Linked DNA regions of Homo sapiens: all the other regions are linked to region 2. A link is a loop called in an ENCODE intact Hi-C map of the cell type or tissue named here. Cell type or tissue: GM12878. All regions are shown on one strand.

Region 1 (8,000 bases), 830 kb after region 2:
CTCGTTGTTCCGAAAGTATATTAAAGATTAATTTAGCATTTATGGATATGCCTAATAGGTGGCCAGCACCAGGCAAGGTGCTGTGGATGCGAAGGTGACTAAGGTGTGCTTCCTGTTCTCACGGGGGTTACCAGTCTAGAAGGGGGAGACTCTTTTAGCCCTTGAGGGGAGAAGGACAATTCAGGAGCAGAGAGGCCATCTCAAGGGAATTTCCAGATAAGAAAGATCCTCTGGGCAGAGTTGAATTAACTCCCAGACAGGAGAGGAGTCCCCTGCAGCCACCCTTAGAAGTCACTGACTTTATCCCGGCATCCACTTCTCTTCTTTATCCCCATACTGGAAAGGCTAAATGTGGCTCCATTAGAGTCTTTCAACAAATCTATTTCAGCATTTTGCCATTAGGGGAAAGACAATGTAACTTCAACATTAGGAGCACAGACTCTGAACCAGACATCTGAATACATACTCTTGACGGAGTGATTCAACCTCTCTGCTTGTGTTTCCTTGTCTGTAAAATGGGGATCATAATAGCATCTACTGCAATAGAATTAATGGGAGAATTATAAGAGGTAGCCCACAAAAAGCATTTAGAACAGTTGGGCCCTGATAAGCTCTCACTAAAAGTAAGTTACTAGCTCTTATTCTTGATGAACTTGGGTTTTAGTTGTCAAAATTAAGTAACAAAGCTACTGCAACCTATTAACATTTTAATTTTTTCCCACAGTAAAGTTTAATGTTCTTCGTGTTAGGCATTTTTTTCTTTTATTTGATTATTTGAAATGCTTTATTTCAAGTTAACTACTTAGGAAAAAATAAAGTGGAAGGAACACTTAGAGAGGAAACTGTCCTAAGGGAATTGAAGTCTAGAAATAACTATTCTGAGAGCACAAGGGCCCTCTTGTACTATCACAAACAAAGAATAAAAGTCCCAGTTTACTTGTGTTAACAGTGCTCAATTGATATTCAGAAAAGGGGACCATCCAGAGAGAAAAAATAATAACGTTTTACAATTATCATTTACTTGGAAAAATATTCATTTTGGTGGAGCACAACATTGAAGAACTCAATTCAGACCAGTATGGGGGCATAGACCCAGGCGCATCTTCCTTCAATTTGTTTGTCCGGATTAGACTGTGGCTTTCATCTGTCCATGGTGCAGTTTGTGCTCTGGAAGTGAAATCTTGTCATTTAGGTAAATGGCCTGGATAAAAATCCCACAAAGATGTGAAATATACATGTTAATAGAAGAAGTCTCTTCCTTTTTCTTAGCTCTAAAGGTGTTATTTTGACCTAATTATGATGTTAACTGTATTTATCGGGAAAGTTTTCTAATGCAGAAGAACCAACTACAGAATCCTTTCTTTAAAATGCATGGCTAGGAGACACATTTTAAATTATTTCCATCAACCTTCCTTTTAGTAGCTTCAGCAAATAAGAGCGGTTGATAGAAAGAACATACACCACCATTTAGGACACAGTTTCTCAAATGTGGAACTGTTGACATTTGGGATGGATAAGTCTTTGTGGTGGGAGACTGTCCTGTGCATTTTAGGATGCTTAACAGCATCCCTGGCCTTCACCCACTGGATGCCAGCAGCAAATCCCCTGCAGGTGCATCAACTGAAAATACCTCCAGATATTGATCCGGGGAAACAAAATCAGCTCTAGTGTGGAATGCCTGACTTGGAATAATGACTGGTCACCTCAGCCTTGCAGATTCCCTGATTTCTGTTCCTAGATTTGCATTGCAGTCTGGTAAAAAATTGTCTAATCGTTGACAATGTACTTAGTAATTAACATAGCAAGTGGTTTTGTTGATCAAGTGAAAATTAGCTCACCTGTCAAAACTGTAAAGTGGGAATCCAGTACTCCCTAGAAAATTAGAATACTGTATTGTTAATCATAGCAGTTACCACTTATTGATCACTGAAGTAGCAGGCACTGTTTCACCTACTTTATCTCTATTAAATCTTATAAGACCCCTGTGAGAAGAATGTTGTCACTTTTCAATTGGAGACACTAAGCCTCAGAGAACTTGCTTAATATCACATAGCAAGTTCGTAAAGAGGCAGGATTTTAATCCGGATCTCTGACTCCTAAGCACAGGCTATAAAGTTCTGCACCATTAATCGGTAAATTGGAGTATCCACATTCGGCTAGTAAGCGGCAGGGTTTTTATTTCCTCAGGTCTAATTGGAGATGAATTGAAAGTTTGCAGTTTCTAACTGGTTAATATCAGCATGTTGATACTCTCCCCACCCCCAGTTCTGCTGTTAACATGGGACGTGAGCCTCCGACCAAAAACCTCCATTAGGCAATGGCAAAAATCTTGGCTTTTCTTTCTGTAAAAAGCAGTAAGATGCCATACACAAAGTGCCATTTTAATTCTGTGCTTGGCCCAAAGTAGGCACCCAAAAAATGAGATGACCCCCAGCAAAATATTCTGCCATGCTTTCTGCTTCCCACTCCTAATCAGCAAGTATGGGAAAAGCAGCCGAAGCAGGAAATCTTTCAGAGAAGTAGATAGAGGGCTATAAGCTTTTTCAACTGGAAGTAATGATGTCTGATCTCAGTAGAGTGCCCAATGAGGCATCTTGCTATAGGGATTTTAATTCATTTCCCTTTTTGATGTGCACTGTCGTCAATCCATGCTAATCACAGCAGTACTTTCTGTAGTTTTTCATGCATCTCAATCCATTTCTCACTAGGTATCCCCCACGTTGCTCTTTGTCTCCCCCACCCTGTCCATCTCGCTGTCTATGGCAGAAAGCATTCTCTCTCTCAGTCATGTACATATCTCTTCTTTAGAATATAGTTAGAAAATATGTTCTTGTCCAGAAGAAGCTTAGAATTAGATATCTGTTCAACATAGGTCTATCAATGACTTGGAGATGTGTATCAGTTGCTATTATTTATCCCTAACAAATCATCATAATAACACAGTGAGTTTTGCATACAATTTGCCTATGAAAACCATATGTGTGATTTACCTTTCTAGAGCAAGTGGAATAATTTTTCTTTTAGCTTATTGCTTTGAATTTTCAAGTCACATTCTTGGTTTGTTAAAACCTCAACGTTTTCCCAAAATCCAAAATTCTCAAAAGATAGGGGAATAAAGCTTTGGAATCCAAGGAGTTACCAGACATCATGGCAGCTGTATAAGTTTAGTCTTTCTGGTACTTTACAGGGCTGTTTTGAAACATGTGAGTGCCTTTCACTTTGCGTTAAATTGGACAAGAATAAAACTAAACACACACAGAGCAAGGTTGACCCTGAGAAGGTAACCTATTTCAACTAAAACCACTTAGTGAAATGACAGCTAATAATCAAAGTCACTTTTTATCAATTCCTTAGTTAGAGGGCCTTGAAATACCATACAAGGGCATTTTAAATGACCACGATGTCTATTTTTGTGCCTGTGTATGGGGGTATGTGTATTAGGTTTTATGCATATACTATAAACGCTGCTTTCAAAAAGGAGCAAAAGAGGGAGTTGTATTCTGCTGGTCTGTCTGTCCTCCCTGCCTACCCCAATTCTGTTCGAGCCAGTGTCTGATTCACCCATCAAGAAGTATCTTATTCCATGTCCATTGCCTCCCACCCAAATCTCTTTAGCTAGGGGTTTAATTCATAGAGTATATGTTTAGAGGCTATCACAGAAATAGATGCAATGGTTATCAATGAGGGGAAGCACATTCGACTTGTATTTTGTGGTATATTTTCATCTGTATGTTAGTGGTCATTGGAGAGGATGCAAGGTACTCTGTTGAATACAGTTTTTACTAGATACTTCTCAGTCACTAAACACTTTAATCACACCTAAATGCTTTCTGAATGTACTTTTCTCAGATGTAGAATACAATTCCATGTGTAATCAAGAAATGGGAGGGCTAAACGACTTAAAGTCTTACCCAGTAATCATGGTTATAGAAATTGTTTGAATCAATCTAGTAATGGTACGTGTCTGCAGTGGAAGGAGTGAGGTCAGTCAACGATTTCTCCATAGTTACTATTTCAAACTGTATTTCAGGGCATGGGAAGGGAGATCAACTTGGGCCTTTTCTACAAAAACAGGCCTATAAACTGCTGCAACCAGCTAGTTACCAAGAAATGCACATACACAACCAAAGGAGGACTCGCTGCTTTAAAACAGCCCATTCAGAACTAGAGGAAAAACTCTGACGCTAGCTTGGGGAAGGCTAAATATTTCTTTTACTTTTTTTTTTTATTATTATTCTCTTGAAAGTGTAAATTTTTGCTCTCTTTTAAAGTCTGTGGGCTCCCTCTTGTGGCTTTGTGGAAAATTTCAATTTCAAGGAAACGCTTTTTCTCTCTAGCAATAAGGAAATCATTTCCAATTAAAAAAAAAAAAACTTTCATTGCTTTTCCTTGTAAAAGAAAAAGTGAGAAGAAGAGGTGGATACGAGAAGGAAGGAACAAAATTAACTTTAATGGAAAGTCCTATTTGGTGAAAAGGTCATTTTATATACAATCCTGTTTTACAATAATAGCCAACATTTCCTGAACACCCACTGTTTGCTACTAGTTGTACTAGATAATGCATTCACCACATTATTCATTGCCTCCATGCTCAAAATAAACTGACTGGCTAGTTAGAGTAGTCATTTTATGGGTGTGAGACTGTACTTTCCTGCCTCAAAGGGAACTGGTTGAGGAGATCCTGTACCTCTCTTTTAATACCTGTGAATGAAAAAGTAAACATCTCATATTTTCCTATTTTAAAAATGATTTTTTGTATCAAATAATTTTTCTTAAATAAATCCTAGAGTAGGATATAGGTTTTATCTGAAAAAACATGGGAATTGTTCAACAGTTAATTTCTGTTACTGTTTGTCTCTCTCTAGTTGCCTGTCTCGGGAAACTTGATTGATCTTTATGGAAACCAAGGTCTGCCCCCACCAGGCCTCACCATCAGCAACTCCTGTCCAGCCAACCTTCCCAACATAAAAAGGGAGCTCACAGGTAAACACCTAGTAAATGTGCCTCTTACTGCAGATTTCTGTCCATTTCCTGATAAGACAAAGTTATTGATATAGTGATGTGCAAACTATATCCAACTCATGGACGTAACTTTTATAGGTCTCTGCAGTGGTTAAAACATTATGCAATATTTTAAGACGGAGAATTTATACTTGAAAATTCTGTTTTTTTTCAAGGAGATCCTTGAAAATCTCCTGAGATACTGGGAATCGGGGCCACCATTACTGCATGTCACCAATCACTGTGTGTGTGGTGAAGGTCCCCTTTGTGTTGGGGATAGTAGGCAACTCTTTCAGCTGTAACTGTCTCCACCCTACCTGATATGTATGTTTCTAACAAGCCCCTAGAGGCATTTGCATTTGAGAACCCAGATCTGAATTTTCCTTTGACACACATTCAAGCCCACAATTGGGATAGCATAAGAATATATTTCTCACATCTTCAGATGCCTCCTGTTGTCTTTTGCTGTATTGTGTGCAAAAGATTTATTACACAGAGGGGAAAAAATTATAAAATGGAGCAATGGATATTATTTGTTCTTGAGGCAAGTGTGAAATTACTTATTTCTCTACTTTGCTTAATGCTTTAGGGAAGGCATTTATTTGGTCATTAAAACATGGCGGAAACTATATTAGAACTGGCATTCTACCATGGTGAATTTTATGGCCCTTACCACACCCCTCTTTTTATTATTTGATCCTTGCATCCTGCAGGATTGGATGAACAGACTGAGAATATGGAATATGGATTTGGTACAGAGAATTCCTGTTCCAGTCAAGGATGTCTTAAAAAAATTTTTTTTAGAAAATAAGCAGGAGAAAGATGTTTTTTAAAAACCATGGATTTGAGTGAAAAGAGTAATTAATAAGTAAAAACCATCCAAAACCAAAACACAAGTAGCTACCCTACCAAAAAGGAAAATTACTGCAAGACAACAACAACAACAAAAGCAAGAATCGTCGGGCAGGCACAGTAGCTCACGCCTGTAATCTCAGCACTTTGGGAAGCTGAGGCAGGCAGATTGCTTGAGCTCAGGAGTTCCAGGCTGCAATGAGCTGTGATCACACCACTGCACTCCAGCCTGGGCAAGAGGAATGAGTCCTGTCTCAAAACAAAGCAAAACAAAACAAAACAACAACAACAACAACAACTTAAGAATCATTGAAGTGGAGGGTATGTAAGTCATGCTTCTGTGTGAGGAAAAAAAAACTAGAAAATGATTTGAACTGACCATCACAACTGAAAGAATTCAACTTCTGAGTTATATATATATATATATATATATATATATGCACACACATACACACACACACATAGATATGCATATATATGCATATATACATGGATGTATGCATATAGATATGCATATATACATGGATGTATGCATATAGATATGCATATATACATATATAACACCCATATAATAAATATATATGGTGTGTATATATATATATATATATATGCTTCAGTGGCTATAAGTTATGCTAAAAAGATTTCTATTTTGAGATAAAATTCTAAATTATGGTAGTGTAATGCTTCAGCTATCACTTCTGAAAAGGAAATAACAGAGCTTTCTGGATCCCCAGATTGGTCAAGTAACATGTTTTGTTTTGTTTTTAATTCTGTTTTGTTTTGTTTTGTTCTCTGTAAGGCAAAAAGTAATCTCTTATCCCAGAGATGTCACAAGAGTTGCTATGCAAATAGAGCTTTCCAATTGCAGTTGCCACCAAATGCCTCTATTCCTATTTTGTTTTTATAGACTCAAGCTAGTAAATAGTGGTTCCTAAGTTATTAGATGATTTCATTACAGCAGGTTTTAACAGAATCTGGCACCAACTTCTGAAAAAATGAGTTCATTCTATGAAGTAGTGAACTAGTTAGAAGAGACAGAGATCCAATTTGGCAGCTTTTTTTTTTTTTTTTTTTTTTGAGACAGGGTCTCTCTGTGTCTCCTGAGCTGGTGTGCAGTGGTGTGATCACGGCTCACTACAACCTCGACCTCCTGGGCTCAAGTGATCCTCCCACCTCAGCCTCCCGTAGCTGGGACTGCAAGCATGCACCACCATGCTGGACTTATTTTTTTTTATTTTTTGTAAAGACCAAGGCTGATCTTGAACTCCTGGGCTCAAGTGATCTTTCCACTTCCACTTCCCAAAGTGCTGGAATTACAGGTGCAAGCAACCATGCTGGGCCACTACTCAGTTTTTATATCAGCACGTTACACAGGCATCAAAAAAGGATTGAAAGCTTCTATGGCCTGAAAAGAAAATATATCAGACCCCTGATAATAGAGTATCAACAGCAAATTGACATAGTTTTCTAATTATCGATTTCTTTCTTGCTAGTATCTGTATATGTTTACAGTGTGCTATATATAATTTTTACCAGGGTTTTTTTTTACCATTTTGTGGAAGCCCAGTTTTTACATATTGTATATATGATATATATATTGCTTTTGAAAACATGCAAGCTTTTTAAAAAGATATCATTTTTAAAAAAACGTATTTTTACTTAGAGTCAAGTCAAATAAGCTTCTGTATGTTTGGGAAATGAGATATTTTGTAGTTTACATTTTGTGCAACTTCAAACAGTTCCAACTTCTAATGACTTCATTCACGTGCACAGCGTGTATTTTTCCCACAGAGTCTGAAGCAAGAGCACTGGCCAAAGAGAGGCAGAAAAAGGACAATCACAACCTGAGTAAGTTGGTTTTATTTATGTTCATGACATTTGATATTAATGTTCCCCATATATCAAAAATGTTTCCAGAAATTCTGTAGAGGAGAGTTGATTCCTACAGCTGTTAAAATTCTCTCTTATGGAAGAAAATTGTATTTGACAGAAACCAAGGTATATATTTTCCCCATATTTTATCTCAGATCAAATTGAATTTTGTATATATACTTATTTTCAGTTTCTGAAGAGTTTTTATTTTTCTTGTTTCTAGTAGTGGTTTTCTCTCTCTCTCTCTCTCTTTTTGGTAAGAGGGAGAATTGATC
Region 2 (8,000 bases):
AACTGAGACACATGCAAACAGATCTGTCACAGGCCAAGCCAGGCAACTGAAGGCAGGAGAAATTGCCAATCCTTCAGAATAAATGAAGCCCTTTCAAAACCGAGGGTGATATGCAAGATTGTCATTCAAAAAGCATGTCAGAGTTCACTTTGCGGCATGTTTTTCTTGAATTATTTTTTTTAAAACACCACCACCAAATACACTTAAAATTGGTAGTAGTTTTGAATTGATTAAAATATGAAAAATGCAGTGCTTGGTGGGGTGTTTTATTCTTGCAATTATCATCATGAATTTATTTTAATGTCTTTTGTCCTAGACTCTAGACCCAAAACTGTAGTGTTCTCAGTTGAGTAAAAGGCAGAGGGGTGAAAAATTAAACCTACACTGTAAGCTCTGTGTGCGGTCGAGACTGAACCTGACTTACCACTATATCCCCAATCCTTCTCATCTGCCTGACATATATATTTGTTAGATTAACAAATAAGTGAATGGATAGAATGGAATTGACCCAGGAAAAATGGATTTGCTCAGCAGAGCACTCAGAAGTCAGGGAGTTGGTTCAGATGCTCTTCTGAACTTCATTCCCTCTTCTACTCCGAACTTACATGCCACCTTTGGCACAGATTTTTTCAAAAGACGTCTCATCATTCTTTTCAGACTGCTCTTTTCTGAATGTACAGCCACCAAGGTGGCTTGAATATTCTTTGCCAATGACTAGTTACTGGAAAAGTGGTAGAACTAGTTTCTCTCAAACAATACCCCAATTCATTCCTAGGGGAGTTCTGGCTGTCCAGAGAAGAGCAGGTGCAGAAAGTCTTGATGTTGTGCCCAAGGGCAGGCAAAGAACCATTGTCTGACCTCATGTGACCTCCAGCGTTCTCACCCTGGCCACTGCTCCAGGAAGAATCAGAGCCTCTCTAAATCATAGATGAAAGTCAGCTTTGATTTAGAAGAATGGGCTATTGATAATTCTCCATTCTAGGAGTTGGGAATAAGGACGATACATATGTGAAAGACTAGCAATTATTTCAGAATATCAAGCTCTTTAAAGCAGAAAAAGAGCAAGCATGCATAAAAATTCAACATGTTTTGAAAAAACATGAATCTGTGTAACAAAATAATATACAGACTATTCTGCCAACATAATCTCGTGGCTATATTACAGGAGATTTTAAAATAATATAGTTAATTATCAATCACCTGCGGCCTCTGAACACATCTTTCAACCTCAATAAACGCCATCATAATAATGACCAAAATATCTTCATTTCTGCAACTTAAGTTGCACGGAAAATAACTTTTCCACTCGGCAGTAATCGTGGATCATGGTAAATGTTAAATTGAAATAGTGATTTTAAAACTCCGTGAATTCATGGTGACACCAACCTGAAGTTCAACATTTATCTGCCTAAAAAGTGAGCAATACAAATGCAATTTCGAACAGTCTCTCTTCATCTACTAAAAAGAACTGTTTCTATGCATTTTGGAAGCATTCCATTATCTACAAACAACTGGCCCAATTTGGGTGGTTTTTTTTTTTTTTTTTTAGATGGAGTCTCGCTCTGTCACCAGGCTGGAGTACAGTGGTGCAATCTCCGCTCACTGCACCATCCGCCTCCCAAGTTCAAGTGACTCTCCTGCCTCAGCCTCCTGAGTAGCTGGGACTACAGGTGCCCGCCACCATGCCCAGATAATTTTTGTATTTTTAGTAGAGATGGGGTTTCACCATGTTGGCCAGAATGATCTTGATCTCTTGACCTTGTGATCCACCTGCTTTGGCCTCCCAAAGTGCTGGGATTACAGGCGTGAGCCAATGCGCCCGGCCTGGCCTCATTCTTATTTATTCCTCACTGTAGGTTCCTAGGGATCTCTGAGTGTCAGCTCCATTGTGGCTGGAATGGTGTTCTTTTGAATATGCACTTGAAGAGGTCAGAAGAAGAGGTGAATTAAAGCTTGACTCTAGACTCAGAACCGGGTTTCAATGTCAGCTCTACCACTTCCTAGCTGTGTCTCCTCCACATGTTATTAAATTCTCTAAGCCTCAGTATCCTTTTTATTAAATGGGGAGAATAACAGTACCTAGCTTATAGGGTTAGTAAGATGATTACATGAGTTAATTCATATAACAACTCCAGCCTATAGTAAATGCTCCCTAAATGTTAGCTGCTAATATCGTTGTTACAGAAGTCATATAGGCGTACCTAGAGATGGGGTGCTACAGGTGTACATCCTTAGGGATAGCAGTAATTTAGTTCTATTGGTAATGCTCATTGGCTTCCCCCAGTTGGTCTCAATTAGTGAGTATCCCCTTATGTTAAAACAGAGAGGGAATAAAGTTGGGATGCATTTACTATGGAGGGTGCTCAGTCACCATTTCTCCCTCCTTCTACTTACAGGTTTAAGATAGGCGACACTGCTGTGACGAATGTCGTTTAGCAGCTGATCTCTGGGAGTGATTTCCACCAATGGGGGTGGCCTGTTTCTCGGCACTGGCTTGAGCGTTTTGATGACATCTTTGAGGTTGGTTTTCTCGGGTGGTTCTCTGGCTTCCGGCATCCGAGATTTGCGCTGGATTCTCTTCAGCTTCACCACCCGGAAGGAGTCAGGGTCTGTCCTGTACTTCGGGGCCTGCGATGGCTTTTTCATCATTTCACTGCGTTGACTAAAGGGGACATTTTGGGGGTTGGGAGGCCGAGGTGGCGGTGGCTGGAAGAATTCCTGCATTCTGGAATCTGGCTTGGGTCCTCCCAACAGCTCCCACATCCCAGGGGGCAGCCCCAACCCATTCTCTAACATGGCTATCAGCTTCTTCTGTTCCTTGAGTTGCTGCTGTTTTTGCTCTTCCTGTCGTTTCTGCCTTTGTTTATCCTGATTCCTGGTGAGCAGATTAGTGACCACCATTCTGGGACCCGGAAGCTCAAAATGGTAGCCCATCTTCAGGAGAGTGTTGTTTGCCTTCAAAAGCCTGGCTATTTCCATTTCAGCATGGTGACCCAACATGTGCCTCTGATTGTGAAACCGAAGCTCAGTTAGCGTCTCATTAAACTGGAGACACCTCATGATGGCCACAATCCCTTTACCTGTGATGAAATTGGACTCGATGTTGAGAGTGGTGATGCTTCTATTTTCACGCAACATGTTAGCCAAGGCAAATGCTACATTCTCATCTGCACCCACATTGGCTAAACTGAATGTTTTGATGTGCTTGTTTTTCTTCATTGCATTGACAAAGTCCAGTAACATTTCTTTGGGGATGTTTTCAATGTTGTTCAGGTTGAGTTCCTTCATGTCAGGATCATTTTTCCTAACTCTCCTCAAGCTCCCATCCAGGTCTGTCTGGTTTCCTGAAGGCCTTGTACTTACCTTCAAAAAGCTGGTGTCTAGAGCTAACTTCTTAGGATCTAATTTCGATATTTTTTTCTCACTTTGTTCTTGGGCCTCTGGTCTGTCTCTCTGTTCTTTGAATGCTTTGTCAGTTACCTGCTGGCAGTTGTTCTCACAATTTCTAATTTGTTCCTTTGCTTTGCCTTCCTCTTCTCTGTTCGTTTCTTCACTCTCTTCACCATCATCTTCTCCTTCGTCGTCATCATCATCATCTTCTTCTTCTTCATCTTCTTCATCTGTTTCTTGGATATTGCTGCTGCCCTTTGATTCTCTTTTATTTGCAACTATTTCATTATTGAGCTTTTCTTTTAAATACTGGGCCATATTTTTATTACGTTTTTCTATTTCTTCATGCTCTTCTTGAGTCTTTTCCTACAAGAGAGGTTTATGAGGGTTAGAATACATAGCAGAGAAGAAATATGAAGTGGAGCATCAGCTAGTGGAGATAATAAAAATGCTTATTTAAAAGAGCTGGTTGCTATTTTAAATAATCCTTATTTAAATAGCTGATTGCTAAAAATGGGTGGTTATTCTATCCCATAAATTAAAATGAGTATTAAAAGGAAACCTTATTAATTTTAATATTCTGTACTTTTTAATGGTGTTTAATTTCAGAAGCAGTTAAAAATTGTTTTGAAAACCTCATAGAATTGTTCATCGATACACTGAAGCTTTGATTTTGTATCTACCAAATAGGCATCTAGTACCCAACAGTCCTGAGTTAGGGCAATAATTTCCTTATTATTCCAATATATTATAAATGTGATACTATAAATATATTAGAATAAGGAAATTATTGCCCTAAAATTAACATCCCTACAATGTCTACTAATCTAGTATAGAATGTACATGAACTTCCTCTGAGAACATAACATAATGTATGGGAAATTAGATACGTTTGACATTTTGGAATATATATATATTTAAAAACCTCAATTTTGATTTTGAATATATATATATACATATATATATTTAAAACCTCAATTTTGATTCTATTTTTTCAGTTCTTTGACAACTGCCATGATACTCTGTCTAGGACAAGTTTACTATCCCAGTTTCTTGTGAAAGAAAGTGCCTAGGAACCAGGGCCAGCTGTAAGATGAAACAGGATTATGCAGACATTGAGAAATAATTGCTTAGTCTGGGAAATAAAATGGGCCTTTTATCAATAATATGTATTAGATTCTTGCACATCAATTATAATGCTTTTCTATGCAACTTGTGGGCCTCATAGATATCATTTTGAAAGCCAGTATAGCAAGTTGAGACACAGGTTCATTTGAGCAAAAATTTCATGCTCATAACATAGGTCAGAAGAGACAGTGACAAGTCACCTTAACCACCTGAAGTCTTCACCACTGCATTTCTCACCTTGACCAGAAGGGGGAGCCAACCATCAAGCTGTTCAAGTTATACCAGAGGAAGGAAAAACATGTTGCAAGTACTCGTTTTTACCCCCTGAAACTGGCATTCACATAGAATTGGCTTTTCATCCATTGATCTCCAGTTGTAAAAAATCTGCAAATTGTACCTTGAACTCTAACCTGATCAATCCAGCTGTTTCTTTTCTTAATCTTAGCACATGTTTAAACTCTACTGACTGTAAAACCAATTGACAACTTTCCTTAATTACAGCCAGCTTCAGAGTAATTTAACAAGATGTATCTTTGTAAACAGGCATAACCTAAAGAGACTTTACCTAGGAGGCATCTCTGTCCTCTTTTTGTTAAGTCATTTTCAAGTGGAACATAAAAAAAAAAATTATGCTCATGCACAGTAAGTTTGCAGAGTTAACAATTCTAGCTTTCAGGTTTTAGAAAGTGAAGAACTAGCTTCAAAACCACTTAATAGCCATCGATTTCTAAATGTCATCACTGACAGCCAATACATAGTAATAATATAAGACATTTTCTGGTTATTCGACTTGGTTTAATTGCAGGTTGTGTGGCCAGACTTCAGGAGGACTGAAATGTTTGACACTGTGTGCGAAACACTGCGTATGTTTGGATGTGCCAGAGAGACAGAGGCTACAGAGCTGTCATTACTTTCTCAAAGGGGCCTGCAATAAAAAAGAAAGAGAGAGGTAAGGACAACTGCCTCTGGGTTATGAGTTAAGTCACTAAGTATCGTGGCAATAGAACACAGGCTTTCTGACACAGCAAACCCGACAGCAATTTTTAAAAAGAGACATTTGCAAGAAATTACCCAATTTTCCCCTTGTAAATATAAATGTGTTTCAGAAAGTTCCAGTCGGAGTAGGATTAAATATTATGGTTTAATCTAGATATGGCAAAAACAAAGCAGAACCAAACCCTGGAGTCTTGAGAAATCACAGTTACAACAGAGAGACCTAACAGCCCATCCCAGGCAGCCATTTCTCGGTTGTACACAAATCTCTGGTTACCTCGGATTTCACAAAGGTGACAGGAACTCGTTCCTCTTCCAGCATGCGCCTGGATGCCTTTTCCCAATACATATAATCAACAAGAGATTTATGATTGAAGTTTCCTGTCGGTGGCTTGTCAGTTTGATCTTTCTGAATCATTCCCACGGGAAGGCTGGGGTCAGGGGCCATGACTTCCATTTCCGACTGCAGTTCTTTCAGTTCTTCAGCAGACAAGTTGGCCAAGATTTCATCTTCATTAATCTCCTCATCGAGAAGTTCTTCTTGATCTGAATTTCTGCTGTGCTCTGACATTATTTTTTCTAAATATTATTTTACTAGAAAAGAAGAATAATCAAAGATGATTTTTAAAAAGAAGGAAAAAAGCCTCAAGAAGGTCCCCCAGTTAACGAGTGTCCCAAGTTAACACACCCTTGAGATATTTTTTTTTTTTTCCCAGGAACCTCAGTGGTTTGCTGAGCAGCTAGGAGTGATCACAGCTAAGCTCTTGCCGGATCTATATTAAGCAGGGCTTGGCTGGATGGGGTCAATTTATGGAACAACTATGCTGCTCTCTTTTTGGCAACTTGAGTCAGCTGCGCAAATCCATCTGACATTTCAGTACAGCTGCTATGTTTGCCAGAGACTAGCAGAGACTACAGAATCTCTGCAGGAATAAAATTAATTATCTTCCTATATGCCATCATATTGCCATACACAAATTCATGCAGCTCATACATACATACCCCAATACTCCAGGGGATTCCACTTGTTTTTATTTAAATATTAAAGCAACTTACAATATTTCAGAAGGGAAATCCAACCAGCAACCTGAGTTGTTTCTGAAGTAAAGAATTCACTTGAAGGTAGAAATCAAGCTCTTAGGGTCTGCCTCTTCCCTACAAGGTGAGTGTGGAAGCAAATAAAGTGGTGCACAGTGGAACAGAGGTCTTGCTATGTCACTCATCCTCTGTGTAAGCCGAACCTTTGCAAGATGTCCTGTTTGCATCTAGATCCTGTGATCTAACAGATGGGGACAACCAGCACTTGGATTTCCACTATAAGTGAGTTTAATATTTTAAATTATTTGCTTTTCTTATTAAGTATCCATTAAGCCAATATCAATGAAAATGGCTCTAAAGTGAAGTGTTAAAAAAGAAATCCAGACCACTAATATACTAAAAGAAACTATGAGAAGATTTTGTTTTCAAACCCTGAAGGGGCAATATGCAACATTTGTCCAAATTACAAATGCCCATTTCCTTTGACCCAGCAATTCCACTTTGAGAAGTGTATCCTACAGATATACCCCTACATGGGTGAAACAACGTGTGTACAAGGTTACACAATATAGCAAAGTACAAAACAGTGTGTTTTACATGCCATTATTTGTGTGACAAAGGGTACAATAATATATAATATACAAGTTTTATTATATATATATTTAAGACAGGGTCTGGCTCTGTCACCCAGGCTGGAGGGCAGTGCTGCGATCTCAGCTCACTGCAACCTCTGCCTCCCAGGATCAAGCTGGGACCACAGGCATGCACCACTACACCCAGCTAATTGTATTTTTTGTAGAGACAGGGTTTTGCCATATTGCTCAGGCTGGTCTCGAATTTCTGAGTTCAAGCAATCCACCTGCCTCGGTGTCCCAAAGTTCTGGGATTACAGGCGTGAGCCACCGTGCCTGGCTCGTAAATATATTCTTATTCCGAAATATACATTCATTGTACAAGAGTTAGGATAACATAGAAAGGCACAGAACAAAATCTTCCCCTTACCTCACTGTGAAGCTACCACTATTAACATTTCAGTTTTTTCATTCCAGTCCTTTCTTTTAGGCATACAAACTCTATCATTTTTTCTCATCTGTTTTTTTGACTGAGAAAGTCAGGATTCTTTTTTTCTAGGCAACTGTGTACTCTACTACTAAATAATTTTTTATTGCCCTCTGTTAGGATTCTTTATATGGATGTACCATAATTTGTATAACCAATCCTCAATTGTTGGATATTTAGAATGTTTTCAATTCTCACAAGCACAAATAGTTCTTTAATAAATATCCCTATACCTAAATAGTTTATAAACACACAAGTTTATTTCTTTAGAGTAAATTGAACAAATTCTAAAAAGTGAAATTGCTAGGTCACAGAATACGAAGAAATTAAATACTTTTTATATGTAGATTAAAGTAACAGCAAAAATCACAATTACTTTTGCACCAACCTAC
Region 3 (8,000 bases), 300 kb after region 2:
CCAGGTGCTACTTGGTCCCCCTTTTCCTCCACCCTCACACAGCCCCAGAGGTGCCAGTAGTCAGATCTCTGGGAGACAGTATACCAGCCAGGCCCTTGAATTCTGGTGCCAGCTCTAGTATTAATTACCGGATGACTTTGCATAAGGCACTTTGTGTCTCTGGGCTTTTATTTCCCGTATGAAGAGTCATCTGAGGTTGAATTAGATTAGGGATTGTACATGCAAGTGCCAACAGAGGCCAGGCAGGCAATGAAAATGTAGCAGGCTGGGTACAGGATGACAGGGAACAGTGGGGACTGGAGAGCACATGTTTTGTCCAGTGAGGGCATTCCCAGTGTCTCCAGATGCTCCAATTTTTCCTGGGAAGCCACAATTCAGACTTTTACATAAAGTCTCCCAATCTTTAAGTGTTGGCAACAAATCAAGCCTGCAGAGCAGTTGGCAATCTTGAGTCTAGATGTGCCTTGTCCCATAAGCTAGTCACTAGCCACATGTGACTATTTCATCTTAAATTAATTAAAATTAAACAAAAATTAAAAATTCACTTCCTCAGTCACAACAGCCACCTTTCAACTGCTCAATAGCCACAGGTATTAGTGGCTACCATATTGGATAACACAGATCTGAAACATGTCCAGCTTTGTAGAAAATTCTCTTGGATAGCCCTGGCCTAAGTGATGTCTAAGATAACTTTCAGCTAGTAAAACAAAAAATAAAGACAAAATGAAACAAAGGTTACTTTCTTAATTGATAGGAAACAACGCTACTGGAATTTCGTGGCATAACCATAACACAAAAATATTGGTGTCATTATTTTATTTTCACTCTGATGAGTTCCCTTCAGTTGCATTTAAATTGGTTTCTGCAGATCTGTTAATAGAAGCAGCCTGATACTTTCTAATCTGCTTCAACACACAAAGTACATTCATAGGGATTTGAAATCTAAACTTATATTAAAAGGAGAGGGGCCGGGCGTGGTGGCCCATGCCTGTAATCCCAGCACTTTGGGAGGCTGAGGAGGGCAGACCACTTGAGGTCAGAAGATCGAGGCCATTCTGGCTAACACATGGTGAAACCCCGTCTCCACTAAAAATACAAAAAATTAGCTGGGCGTGGTGGCATGTGCCTGTAGTCCCAGCTACTCGGGAGGCTGAGGCAGGAAAATTGCTTGAACCCGGGAGGTTGTAGTGCGTTGAGATCATGCCACTGCACTCCAGCCTGAGCAACAGAGCGAGACTCTGAAAAAAAAAAAAAAAGAAGAGAAAAGGAGAGGGGGCAGGGAAGAGAGAAACCCTATTTTACTTCTAGTACTTACCCCTCCCCTGCTAGGTGAGATATCACTTCCATACAGAGCTTTTAACTGCCTGTGCAAGAGCCTCCATTGTGACAAGCTGCAATGTTTTAGGTCAGTAGTCACCAAACTTTTCTATAAAGGACCAGACAGTAAATATTTTCAGCTCTGTGGGCTATATGATCACTATGGCAATTATTCATTTCTGCCTTATTACATGAAAGCAGCTATCAACAATATGTAAGCAAATGCGCATGGCTTTGTTCCAATAAAACTTTATCTGTGGACGCCAAAATTTGAATTTTGTATAAGTTTCATGTGTCAAATAGTTACTTGATTTCCCATACAACCATTTAAAAATGAAAAAGGAAAAAAAAAACATTCTTAGCTCAGGACGGTAGCAAAACAGGCAGTGTGCTGAATTTGGCCCACAGGCAGTAGCTTGCAGACCCCTATGTCCTGAAAGTTCTCTGATGGAGAGACTGCTGAACTGTAGGGCAGGGATTGCTGAGCTCTGACTTATATATATGACTCACTGGGCATGAGTCCCATGTAAGTTGTATAGTTAGCCAATGTTGTTCAGGAATGAAGGGAAGGACCATAAGGGCCCTTTTTTGTGAGACAAATTTATTGATATAGTCAGTCCTCATTATTTACAAAATTCAAACTTGCCTACTGGTTAGAATTCATTCATAACTCCAAAATCAATACTCAAGGTACTTTTTTGAAAAATAGAGACAGGATCTCGCTCTGTTGCCCAGGCTGTAGTGCAGTGGCACAATCATAGCCCACTGCAGCCTCAAACTCCTGGGCTCAAGTGATCCTCCCGCCTTGGCCTCCCAAAGCGCTGCAATTACAGGCATGAGCCACCACACTTAGCCTTTGCTCGAGGTATTTTTGCAATCATTCTCTGACTTGTGGGGAACAGCAAAAAATTTGAGTCACCCAATGCTCCTGTTCTCAGCTGAGATATAACAAAATAAAGCGCTGCCCTCTTGTTTCAGTTCATGTTAGGTACACACGTCCCTTTCAGAGTCTATGTAGCAACCTGTTTTACACATGTTGGTGCTTTTGGTTGGTGATTTTGCTGTTTAAAATGCCCCCTAAGCATAGTGCTGAACTGCTAAATTAGCTGTGGTATGAATGTTTGTGTATTTCCAAAATTAATAGTTTGAAGCTTAATCACCCGTGTCAGAATGATAGGAGATAGGGCCTCTGGGACATGATTAGGTCATGAGAACACAGTCCTCATGAACGGGATTAGTGCCCTCATGAAAGAGGCCCCAGAGAGCTGCCTTACCCCTTCTACCAAGTGAAGACACAATGAGAAGGTGCCATTTATGAACCAGAAAGTGGACCCTTATCAGGGTCTACCAAATCAAGTGGACTGTCAAGTGGTATTAGCAGGACCCTCATCCATTGACACTGAATGGCCTGGTGTCTTCATGGTGAATTTCCCAGGCTCCAGAACTGTGAGAAATACATTTCTGTTGTTTATAAGCTACCCAGCTTATGGTATTTCGTAACAGCAGCCCAAATGGACAAAGTTCCTAAGTGGAAGGCAGCTGCAATGTCCTTGTTAAAAAAAAATAATGTCTTAGATAAGCTTCATTCAAACATGAATTATAGTACTTTTGATATGAGTTCAATGTTAATGAATCAACTACATATATTAAATAATGTGTCTTTAAACAGAAACACACTTAAAACAAGGTTATGTACTGACTGGCTGATGAGAATGTTGTGACGAGGTTTATAGCAGCATAACTTATTTCCCCCTAGGTGTGATGTTTCAGTATTTGCTAATTTGGTGTTCATGATGCCTTTACTGAATATAACTACCTCAAATAATGAGAACTGACTGTATACTGACACTAAAAGGACAAGGTCTCACTCTGTCACCCAGGCTGGAGTGCAGTGGTGTGATCATGGCTCACTGCAGCATCGAACTCCTGGACTCAAGCGATCTTCCCGCTTTGGCCTCCCAAAGAGATAGGATTACAGGTGAAAGCCACAGCACAGCCAGGATTGTATTATTAAGGCACATGTGCCTTAGTCTGTCACTTCTGAGTGGTTTCTCTCTTAGCTTACTAATATAAGAAGCAAATCCACAGACAAAGAGGGATGGGAATAAGCAATTTTCATAAGAAACACAAACAGCCAATAAATATACAAAAATCCTTCACTGATAGTCGGAAATAAATATTAAACAAATGAGATATTTTTTCTCCTATTAGATTGGCAGAAACAGAATTACTTTTATAAGACAAAAGAATTGAGGTAAGATATATGTTGACTACCTTAAATCCCAATATGGGATTTAAATAAAAAAGCAACTTCTTTAAAAATTCAAAGATGAATTTAAAATTTGCTTAGGAAGGTAATTCTGAAGCTGATTTCAAGAGGCAAAGCTAAAATAATGAATGTAAGATTCTAAATAACAAGTTATATAGATGTAATATAGAAAAATCACAGGTGCTGTTGACCTTATCTTTAGCCTTTGGTAATTAGGACTTGAACTATAACAGCCTTTTATTTCTACCTACCCGCAACCCTCTGCTTTTATGTACTTTACCTCTGCTTACTTCTCTGCAGCCAGACAGTGACTTAGGCAAATAGGAAGGTAGGTGATGTGCTATTAGTGTTTTAAAAGGCTTTCATCTCTTCCATGGTTTTTCATGGTGTTATTATCTCTTATCAGTAGTTAATTTATATAGTATTTCCATGATGCCTTCTTAACAATATCCAGTGTATTAGCGTCACCTCCTTCTTACACAGTAAATTCATTTCAACACTGCATTGGCCAGAAAGGACATGCAGTAAATGTTAATCAATTCTATTGCCATAAGAAACGTGCATGGAGTTAAAGTTCACAAGAAACAGAAGCTAGAGAACTAACAGCAAAGTGGAACTTGCTGCTCATTAGTTCACGAACACACTCCCCAAAAGTGAAGAGAGACACTCTCACCTGAAACTAGTGCTAGAAGTAGTTATCCTGTTCACACAGCACACCCTACTGCCCATGGGGGAAAGTTCACTTCCAATGCACAACTGAGAAATTAAATATGGACCCTGCTGGCCAGCCTCCACCTAAATCTCATCTCTAATCGATCTGCAATTCAATAACATGCATGTCTTCTTTTGCCCCTACCTTTCGTGATGGCTTCAGCTGAAACATAAAAGGGCTTTAAAAGATTAATAGTTCCATCTTGATGCCAGGTGAAGTAAATTCCCAATTCATTCAATCCTCACTGTGATGTTTTGCACTTGGTACAAAGTAGATGCACAATAATGTTTTATAAAAGCACCACAATAAGATAGGTATTATTTTTATCTTTTTTTTCAGAAGACTTAAAAGGATTAATTAGTAACTCTCCAAAGATCCCAAAGCCCAAGTAAGTGGGGGAGCCAAGAGTTGAACCTCATCTAACTCCAGAGCGTATGCTTAATGACTACACTATATTACCCTCTTATTCTTTAATGCTAAAATAAGCTTTCAGCATTAAAAAGAAATGAACCGTCAGGTGATAATTAGTTTCAAAGTCTACCATAACAGGTTAGGCCTTTTAATAGCTTTAATACCACAGCTTTTGCTAAAGATTGATCAAGAACACAGGCCATTTCCTAAATACCTCACACAAAGGCAACTCTAAGCAAGTGCTAATTTTAAAACAGGGCATATGCCATGTTATCAATAGGAATCCAAAGTTAAACAACAGAATGGGCTAAGTGTGGAGCTTCTGGCATATGCTGGGATGTAACAGCCCTTCTCTTTAAATCAGGTGTTGCACCCATATAGTTTGCTAAGGATAAGGTATGAATAAGGAAATGCTGGGGCTGTAATGAATAGGTTTTCATTATTGTGGATTTGAAACAAACTTTTAAAAGCGTGTGTGTGTGTGTGTGTGTGCATGTGTGTGTGTTGGGTAAAGGATTACGGAGATTAACATTCAAAAGACAGTCAACAGAGAATAGTCCAGAAGTGGAAGGAATTTACGACTTAGCCTTAGAGTTTTCTCACGTTAATACCAACCTATTGGTAATGCCTGCCTGGAGCCCTGTTTCAGGAAGTATTGTGAGACCCGTTCTGAGTTCTACAAAGAAAGGGTGCTGTGTTGATTAATAATGTCTGTCCTGGCAGAGGAAAGGAGGGGAGCATATTAACTGCATAGTTGCTTTTCTTAGGACTAGAAGATTCACAGGAGTGCCATATTTGTTCATTACCACAGAGCTATCTCAGAGCTGCCAGCTAGGACTGAGAGGAAAGATCACACTGCAGACCCAGGATATTTAAATCAGAAAATAATTTTAACCGTGAAAACACAGGGTCTATGGGATTTATCCTCAGATGTAATAAGATAAGCCCACAGATGCGCTTAGGGGCTGAGATGACAGAAAGGCCACTTGGCTGAGAAACAGGAGGGAAAAAGAGCCAAGCAATATGGCTGAGAATTTGTTCTCCATACTGGTACAACAGAGCTTGGTAGATTTGCTATTTCTTTGGCTCAGCCTCATAGATTTTGGAAATGTGACTATTTATAGGGATTCTTATTTTTTTATTTCTTTCACTCATCCCTTAAAAGTTTTAAGCAAAGTCTACTTGAAAAATGTCAGCCTGTCTCAGGTGTGCTGAGAGAAAATTAAGTTTTGTCAGTGTTTAGTCAGAATATAAAAGGAGGGGAAAACTGACCTCTGGTGGTAAATTTGGAAAATCCCTAATACAAAGATTTCCAAAAAGTGATCCAGGAAGCATTAACCCCTCAATATTTTCTGTGGGAGAAGGGCTCTGTGGTAAAAATAACTCTGGGAAACAATTACATACTATATAAATATAATATATATTTATATGTTATATAATATATTTATAATATATTGTTATATATTACTTAATATACCTGTTTTTTTGGCAACTCATTGTGTTTAAGCCCTTAAGAATTCCTGCAGAAGAGAAACTATTTAATGCCTTTTAATTCAGCATTTTCTAAATCTGTTTGAATATAAACATGAAATATATTTTTAAAATTAACCTAACATTTTGGGAGACATGAACCTTAGGGAGAAGAATATAAGATCACGTTTTCCCCGTCCAATATGGAGAATTCCTTTCAGAGCTCTTCTCTGATAAAACCTTAGAACACTTGTGTTTTTACACGTAGCCTTCCCTTCCTTGTTCTCCTCCATGACTGTGTTTAGTAAGAAGCTAGGTAAATGTTTTTTTTTTTTTTTTTTTTTTTTTTTTTTGAGACAGATTCTTACTCTGTCACCCAGGTTGGAGTGCAGTGGCTCCATCTCGGCTCACTGCAAAATCCAACTCCCAGGCTCAAGCAATTCTCCTGCCTCAGCCTCCCAAGTAGCTGGGATTACAGGCATGTGCCACCACGCCCAGCTAATTTTTGTATTTTTAGTAGAGACTGGGTTTCACCATGTTGGCCAGGCTGGTCTCGAACTCCTGACCTCGAGTGATCTGCCCACCTCGGCCTCCCAAAATGCTGGGATTACAGGCGGCGTGAGCCACCACGCCCAGCCAAGAAGCTAGGTAAATGTTAAAGAATAATTTCCCAGTTAGAGACAAATCATTTACATATTTCAAGTTAACAAGCATCTACTGAAGAAAAGCTAGTAGCTGTATCAGTGCACTCAAGCTTTTCAGTTGTAACTATGCAGTAGAAATCTTAAAAAGGCCAACATAGTTTATAGATGACTCTTCTAATACAGAAGCTCTTCAGAGCTGGGAGTTGGTAAAACAGTGGCTCAGACTATTTTGTGCTCTGGAGCTATATAATTTTGGGGTTTGATGACAACCAGTTCTGCATCTCACTAGCTGTGTGACCTGGGGCATGTTACATAACCTCTCTGTTCTCAGTGATCTCATCTGTGAAATGGAAATCACAATATCTCCTAGTTCTGCTGGGGATTAAATGAGTTAACACTTGTAAAGTTCCTAAAACAACAAGTGTTAACTCTTTTAATCCCCAGCAGAACTAGGAGGTACTATGATTTGGCAGTTGGCTGGTAATTTGTTGCTTCTTAATTTGCACCACTAAAGTTAGGTGCATGAGGCATCATTTAAAAGGAAAATAGATTTTTTTTCTTTTAAAAATATTGTACTTTTGTTTTAGATCCTGAGACTACTAAGAAATTTTAACTGATTGTCACTAAAATGTATTATGGTGGTATTTTAAACTATTAACACTTTTTCTTTGGAAAAACCAGGAAAGTTTTCCTCTTCTTAACATTAAAAAACACTGTGGTAAAGTAGATAAAACAAAAATTCATCATTTAAACCATTTTTAAGTGTACAGTTCAGTGGTATTAAGTACATTCACATTGTTGTGCAACCATCACTCTCATCCTTCTCTAGAACATTTTCATTATCTCAAACTGAAACTCTGTGCCCACTAAAATGTAACTCCCCATTCCCTCTTCCCTACAGCTCTTGGCAACCACCACTCTGCTTTCCATCTCTATGAATGTGACTACACTAGGTAGCTCATACAAGTAAGATCACACTGTATTCATCCTTTTGCGACTGGCTTATTTCATATAGCATAATGCCCTCAAAGGTCATCCATGTTGTAGCATGTGTCAGGATTTCATAATACACACCATTTTGGCAGCTTTTTTCCCTCTGTTACTTAATACCTTTGAGAGATCTACCCTGACACTTTTTAAAGGTCAGAGTGTTCTATTAGATGGAAGTACCATCATT

The links. Hi-C counts contacts between places; a loop is a spot of excess contacts. Peaks named below come from ENCODE experiments on the same cell type or tissue, not always from the same donor. Only the 100,000 strongest peaks of a DNase experiment are listed, where the experiment ranks them.
Region 1: a loop joins it to region 2, with 5 times the contacts of the local background. A loop is called at or near these places in 3 of 110 quality-filtered maps.
Region 3: a loop joins it to region 2, with 5 times the contacts of the local background. A loop is called at or near these places in 19 of 110 quality-filtered maps.

The regions. Positions count from the first base shown.
Region 1 is chr3:69,944,186-69,952,185 of GRCh38, forward strand. It overlaps MITF (melanocyte inducing transcription factor), which reads left to right. Exons shown (of 10, transcript NM_001354604.2): 6 at 4,866-4,983; 7 at 7,627-7,701. Among named protein-coding and RNA genes, the nearest start is that of SAMMSON, 52 kb to the right of the region's middle. In GM12878, a CTCF peak has its summit at 4,295 (motif pointing left); no DNase peak of the experiment used is centred here.
Region 2 is chr3:69,116,305-69,124,304 of GRCh38, forward strand. LMOD3 (leiomodin 3) reads right to left here and starts at 6,291. Exons shown (of 3, transcript NM_198271.5): 1 at 5,789-6,291; 2 at 2,395-3,756. The coding sequence starts at 6,082. RefSeq lists an enhancer at 5,146-6,345. In GM12878, a CTCF peak has its summit at 4,764 (motif pointing right); a DNase peak (open chromatin) is centred at 4,767.
Region 3 is chr3:69,421,142-69,429,141 of GRCh38, forward strand. It overlaps a transcript of FRMD4B not described here. Among named protein-coding and RNA genes, the nearest start is that of FRMD4B, 39 kb to the left of the region's middle. RefSeq lists enhancers at 1-36, 37-536. In GM12878, a CTCF peak has its summit at 4,302; no DNase peak of the experiment used is centred here.